Regions from separate parts of the Mus musculus genome. Here region 2 is linked to region 1. A link is a contact called in ENCODE POLR2A ChIA-PET data. All regions are on one chromosome and are shown on one strand. Each heading gives the region's core, a stretch centred on a gene start or an enhancer-like site at or near the end of the contact. The rest is flanking DNA. Distances are from core to core; before and after follow the strand shown. Region 1 overlaps Actn1 (actinin, alpha 1). Region 2 overlaps Dcaf5 (DDB1 and CUL4 associated factor 5).

Region 1 (3,410 bases), core at 329-2,828:
CTGGTGGAATTGAAAGACTATAGTGTCCAGTGAGGGTTCGTTTGTTTGTTGGTTTTGCCTGGACCTGCTGGCTCTGCTCCTGGGAAGGAAGATCCCAGGAGAGGAGCCAGTTTGTATAGGAAGTCCCAGACCAACCTCAAGAGGCTTAATTTCTCCTTTGGGGGTTCTGGGACCATGTGGCTAAGGGGCTATCCTTTGACTCTCCCCACAATTAATCATTGTAGACTTAGCTGTGGGGGAAATGTGTTCCAGATGCCAGATTGTCCTCTGTCCCTGTGTCTAGTTCTGCCTTTTCTTAAAGGGTTTCACCTCTTACTTATTAAGGGAATGTTTTTAGAGCTTTCTGTCTCTCTCATACGTAGGCTTTTTGTTTTATTTTGAGTCAGGGTTTCTCTATGTAACCCTGGATATCCTGGTACCCCTAGTCATGCTGGCCTTGAATTCACAGAGATCTGCCTGCCTCTGCCTCCCGTGTGCTGTGATCAAAGACGTGTGCCCACTGCACGGCTGTCATATTCTCTCTGTGTATGTATGCATGCATGTATTTAGGAGGCAGGATCACATATAGTCCAGGCCATCTCCAACTTAACTGTGTAACTGAGGAAGACCTTGCACTGATCCTCCAGTCTCTAGTCGTGGGGTTATAAGCCTAAGTCACCCTCTCCAGCCTCCATTTGTTTAAATGTGAGAGAGTTTTCCCTCTATCATGGAAGCCATCAGTAATACAGTAATAGCCTAGACACTCTCTTCCACCAAATGATCCCAGAGAAACAGGAAGTCTCTTCCGTCTCTTCCCAGAAGCTTATGATAATGTTGTAATTTACACACTTCAGCCAGACTCTCTTTACATTTGGATGGGTTTTTAAATAGATAATGACAGCGTGTGGTGTAACATTCAAAAGAAAACAAAAGGATGCTCTGCAGAAAGCAAACAGCTCTCCCTCCCCAGTTCCAAACCTCTCTTCCTCCACCCTAGAGCCAGCCACGGTTCCCATGGCCTCCTGGGTCCTCCAGGCAGAGTCCAGCTTCAAGCTTTGATTTGGTTGGTTTTGTTTTTCATTTTCTTGAGAGAGGGTCTCACTATATCATCAAAGCTAATCTCAAAACTGAGGATTCTCTTTCCCCAGCCTCGGGAGTGCTGGGATTAGAGGCATGTCCCACCAGTGTTCCCTGGACACCAAGGTTTAGCCCGTCCAGTACACTAGTTACAGTTATTTGCTGGGCCAGGAGGGTCAGGGAGCTGCAGTCTTGAGACCAAAACATTGGTCATGTTTTGAGTCCCTTGAGGTTAAACCACCAGTCTCTGTGGAATTTACTGGAAAGAAACTACAGAGAAACAAAAGATTGTTACCAAGTGTTCTATTCAGCTGAGTTGTCCAAGCACCAGATGGATGATGGGATTTCTGGGCTGAGAGAGGTTAGCTTATCAGAGGTCACGTGCCTAGCTGAGCCAGGGCAGGCCCATGCTTCCTGACTGACAGGAACAATAGCTTCCCTGAAGTGAGCCAGGACTGCTAACCTTGGTTCCAAGAGACAAAGCTGTGTCCAGGAGAGGTGTGGCCGGCAGGTGAAACCTAGGCCTGTGGTAGGCTGCTGCTGTTCTGTTCCTGCCTAGCCCGGTCTCATTTGGCTGTAGAGCATTGTTTACTCTGTCCTGGTGTCACTGGGAGCCTCTCTGGTCAGGTCACTTGAGCGTGGACAGCCTGGATTGTGGATGGGGAAATAAATGTCTAAAAGAAGAGGCTTGCCGTGGGAGAAGGCAGAGAGTGTAACCAGCCAACTGTATTTATAGGCAGTCGGGCCAGGAGAGCAGCTAAGGATCCTGGGAACTTCAGTTCCTGGAGCACCAAGTGTGTTTGCATTTGGACACATTTGGTCTTAGTCATTTGTCATGTCTGTGTGATTGCACACAGCTCTAACCCTGTGTTTATAAGCAGTAGTGCATGCTATCTTGTTTCAGACTTCTTTGTTAATTACACATTCTTATGCTCACGTTATTTCAGAACCTATCATATTAATCATCTACTATGTGGGCACATATGGTGATTTACTTAACTATGTGCCTTATTATTACAATTTGGTGTCTTCCTGGTTTTCTCCACCTCAGTTAGGCTAAGGAGCAAGTTTTCATGCATAACACCTCTTCTTTCTTTCTTTCTCTTTATCTATTTATCTATTTCATTTATATGAGTACACTGTAGCTGTCTTCAGACACACCAGAAGAGGGCATCAGATCCCATTACAGATGGTTGTGAGCCACCATGTGGGTGCTGGGAATTGAACTCAGGACCTCTGGAAGAGCAAGCAGCCAATGCTCTTAACCGCTAAGCCATCTCTCCAGCCCCTAGGCCTTTTCTTTATTTGGCATTTTATACCCAGGATAGAGTCTTCGAATTGGGGTGTATAGTTCAGGCCTGTTGTGGTTCACATTGGCAAGCTGATTTCCTCTAGAGTTGTAACCAGTCAGCCTGCACACAGTTGTATGGGGGGTGGGGGTGGGGGACTGCCTCGCACACCCTCTGACAACTGGAATTAGCAGGAACTCGTTTTGCAAATATAATTGCTTTCCATTGCTGTGATAAGCACCAGGACCATGAGGAACTTGGGGAGGAAAGGATTTATTCTGCTTCCACGTCCCGATCACAGTTCATCAGTGAGGGAAAGCAGGGCAGGAGCCAAGGAAGATGGCCTCTCATTGGCTTTCTAAGGCTCACGGTCAGCTACCTTTTTTTATATGTCCAAGGGCTGCCTGCCCAGAGGTGGCACTGCCACAGTGAGCTGCCTTCCCACCCCATCAATCAATAGTTTAGAAAAGGCCCCCATAGATCTGCCTGCAGGGTAACGGGATGGAGGCAGAGCCTCAGTTGAGCTTCTCTCTTGCCAGATGATCCTACCTTGCGTCAGGCTGATCAGCTAATCGGCACAGTGAGCTCACCTGTTGTTTTAATTCACAGGGCATGACAGGATGTGTATAGCCATCTAATGTCCTTTGTGAGACACATGGGCTGTTGATCAGTTCCAGCTGAGGAGTCGTCTCTCTGCCTCACAGAATGTCAGCCCTCTCCTCTACCTTTGATAGAAATGCCCACAGCTCTTGCTACTAGATTCTCAAATGGCTGATGTCACTCACCAGTGTTCTTTAGGAGTGGTAGACACAGGTATTACTTGGTGCTTACCAAATGCACCACATATTGTGTTTGTATATAACATGCATGCAGACTTAGAAAGGTCCCATGCTTTCCCACTGTGGGAGCAGATACCCAGTGAGACTTAATTTAGACTTCTTGGCTGCTAATTCTTTTTTTTGTTTGTTTGTTTTTTTGTTTTTTTGTTTTTTTTTGGAGGCAGACCGGGTCCTTGTGGCATGCATTATATTTTCAGTTGTAGCAGTGTTTAAAGATTGAGCAGTT
Region 2 (3,526 bases), core at 412-2,911, 130 kb before region 1:
GTTTTGACTGAGGTGACTTAGAGATGAATACTAAGCCATCCAAACACACTCACCCTGGCTGGCACAGAGGGGACCAGCCCGGCTTGTTTCACAGAAGGGTGACCTGTTGTCACTCACAGTGCTAGCGGCCCTTTTCCATATCCGAGGAAACAAAGGTTTGGGAAAATGATAATTTCTCCCTCCCTTCCTCTTCCTTCCTCCTTCCCTCTCTCTCCACCTCGCCCAGGGCTAGGGATTGTACCAGGGCCTTGTATATGCAAGGCAAGTGCTTTACTATGAGTTCTTCCTGCCCCCATAAAATGATAAATACTTTAGGACCTGTGATAACTTGACTCTTAAGTAAGGAGAGATTATGTTTCCTACAATAGTTAAAATTCCTCAAATTTTTTTGGTAAAGGTTTTATTTATTTTATGTATATGAGTACACTGTTGCTGTCTTCAGACACACCAGAAGGCATCGGATCCCAATTGCAGATGGTTGCGAGCCACCATGTGGTTGCTGGAAATTGAACTCAGGACCTCTGGAAGAGCAAGCAGTGCTCTTAACCACTGAGTCATCTCTTCAACCTTTCCTCAAAATTTGTTTTAATATTTTTTTTTAAGATTTATTTATTGATTATATGTAAGTACACTGTAGCTGTCTTCAGACACTCCAGAAGAGGGCGTCAGATTTCATTAGGGATGGTTGTGAGCCACCATGTGGTTGCTGGGATTTGAACTCTGAACCTTCGGAAGAGCAGTCGGGTGCTCTTACCCACTGAGCCATCTCACCAGCCCTGTTTTAATATTTTTTAATGACAATATAACCTGAGAGAGTTTTCAGAGGAAAAGTAAAAGTATATTTGTGATGATTTAGTATTTTTCCTCCTTATTTATTGTTTGAGAATTTCACACATGCATCCACTCCCTTACAATTCCTGCCTAGTGGTTTCCCCTACCACTCTCCCCACCCAACTTTATGTGCTTTGTAAGTTTTTTAGCCCATTTACTCCACTTAGTGCTTTCGTTTGTGTATGGGGTTTGGGGCGGAGTGAGGGGTGTGTGTAGCTTCCTTTGTTCCTCTAGCAGCCATCAGTTGCTTCTAGCTCCTCAGCTCAGGTTGGGACTTGGTGAGCATCTTCCTGTTCATGCTAGAGTCTGGTGTGGCTTAAGTTTGCCGCTGCAAGTTCACTTGTGCAGTTGCCCTGCTGTGTTCAGGAAGCAGTTCTGCTGTAGTCATCCATCCCCTCTGCCTCTTACAGGTTCCTGTCTCATCTTCACAGTGATCTCTGAGCTTTAGGAAGGGGAGGATTCTAGATCTATCATTTGGGACAGAGTATTCTGTAGTCTCTTATATTTTCAGACAATGAAATTTAAATTACAAATTGCTGTCATGTGGTTAATGTATAGAAAGCCAGGAGGAAACCTTATCCACCGCCTTCACCTTGCTGTCGAAGGGAGCGGACAGCAGCCATCTGTCATCTGTCTGGACCATCTCAGTCACCCTTCACTAGGACGGTCACTGAAATAGCCCTGTTCCTCACATTGCTTCCCCTCTCTCTGGCCTATGATTAATAGGTTGGCACTGTAAAACGTGCCCTTTCTAGGCCTGTTGACGTCATTCGCTTCAGAGCTCTCTGCTTGGGCATCTCCTTTAGAAGAGAAATTCCTGTTTGACATCTACTTGGATGCTTCTGTGCTGAGTCTCCTCAGATATTGTTTAGTCAACCAAAGTCTTAACTCTAAAGGTCATAGGTTGGAAACTGGCCAAGTTCTCAAGAAAGAGAAGAAAATGTTTTCTCTGTGAGGTTATCCAGACTGAGCTGTGGAGCTCACTGCTCCCAGGTTCCCATAGGAACAGAGAGGCCATTTAAAGCCGTGAGCGTGCAATGAGAGCAGAGCACTTAAGTTCTCTGGGTTCTCTGGGTTCTCACACATTTCCCCACCTGCCTCTGGCTGGGCATAGTATAGTTGGGTTTGGTGGAGTGCCCTCAAGAGTCTGAGACAGGAGGACAGCACATTCCCAGGTCAGCCCAAGCTACACAGCCAGACTCTGTCTCAGAAAAAAAAAAGAAAAAGAAAAGGAGAACTAAATGCAGGAAAGGCATTGGAGAAGAAGCAGGTTGAAACTCAGTGCTGGCCCAATTCTCTGTTAGAATGACCACCCTTGCTTAGCTAAGCTGACATCATCCTGAAAGACCCCTACGTCTCAGCAATGTACGTGTCTGCTGTTTGTGAGGACTTGCCACCTTTGCCTGGGATTCTCCTGGGCCTGACCACTGTTATTTAATGGGATGTCACTTCATTGCTTGCTGCTTCTACAGGGTCAGGTCACGGCTCCAGGAGCATACTCTCCCATGAGATCTGATCTCCTCCGTCCACTCTCCTTTCTCATCCTCTACTGCCTCAGTCATCTTGGAAAAGAGGCCCCTTTGAGAGAGCCAACCTCTTCACACTCATAACAGGTCCTCTGTTACTCTGAATGCCCACACGCAGCAAAAGAAAGGGTTTGTTTATAGCTAACGTTTGAGAAGATGGGGCAAATTCTCCTCTAAAGCTCTATGTTATGTCTACAGTGTGCTTGCTGTTTGTGGCAGCCCCTATGGGGAGCATAATGACAAAGGTCACACAGGTCTCTCTAGGAATTAATGACTCAGAAGGGAAGAGAAAAAATAAAGATGAAAGGGTTCCCAAGACATGGAGACAAATTTTTGATTGTTTGCTTGCTTGCTTGCTTGCTTGTTTTTCAAGACAGGGTTTTCTCTCAGTAACTGGCTTTCCAGGAACTCATTCTGTAGACCAGATTAGCCTCAAACTATCTCTGCCTCCCAAGTGCTGGAATTAGAGGTATTTGCCCAGTTAACAAAGCACTTTAGAAAGAAGAATTTTTATCATCTCAATAGAGGTTACTATCTGAGCTTGACTTTGAACTGAGACTTCAAGAGCAGTGGGCATGCCCACTTGGAGCTCCTCCCACTGCTGTTCTCAGGGTTCCTTCATGAATCCTACATTCACTTAGCCTGTCTTTAAATTTAAACTTTTAGCATTTATTATTTTGTGTATGAGCATTTTACATGCATATGTCTGTGCACCACATGCATGCCTGGTGCCTACAGAGGTCAGAAGACATGGAATTCCCTGGAACTAGAATTAGACCATTCTGAGCTGTCATGTGGGTACTAGATGTCAAACCTGTGTCCTCTGGAAGAGCAGCACGTGCTGTCGACTGAGGCCTCTCTGCAGCCCCAGCATTGCTCTGCTTCTGAATTGCTAACTTAGATCTAAAGAAATGAACAGTTTTATAATTGTTTGAAATCGTTCTGGACCAGGATAATGGGGAGTCAGTAATTCTGATGGCCAGCTAATGCCTTTTGGTCTTAAAGCTTTCTGGCTGACAGGTTCAGCCACCAATTAAAGAGGAAGCAGCATGCCTATCAATGCTTGGCTATAGCCTGTGTCGTGTTATCACTCTCATAATATGGTTGAGAAATGGAGGCTTTCCAGGGTGAAGGGATTTGCTCAGGACTGTGGGAAATGGTGGGACATG

Evidence for each region. ChIA-PET counts read pairs that join two places held with the same protein, here RNA polymerase II (POLR2A).
Region 2: POLR2A ChIA-PET joins it to region 1 with 10 read pairs in Patski. The contact joins two enhancer-like sites. POLR2A ChIA-PET finds 5 or more read pairs at or near these places in 2 of 5 experiments (Patski and embryonic stem cell).

Annotation. Positions count from the first base shown.
Region 1 is chr12:80,214,744-80,218,153 of GRCm38, reverse strand. All of the region lies in intron 1 of Actn1 (actinin, alpha 1), which reads left to right. Among named protein-coding and RNA genes, the nearest start is that of Actn1, 44 kb to the left of the region's middle. Within about 2 kb of position 1,578, at least 1 of the 3 ENCODE cell types and tissues checked has a DNase peak (open chromatin) inside an H3K27ac peak, as active enhancers do.
Region 2 is chr12:80,343,147-80,346,672 of GRCm38, reverse strand. All of the region lies in intron 8 of Dcaf5 (DDB1 and CUL4 associated factor 5), which reads left to right. Among named protein-coding and RNA genes, the nearest start is that of Mir1843a, 47 kb to the left of the region's middle. Within about 2 kb of position 1,661, at least 1 of the 3 ENCODE cell types and tissues checked has a DNase peak (open chromatin) inside an H3K27ac peak, as active enhancers do.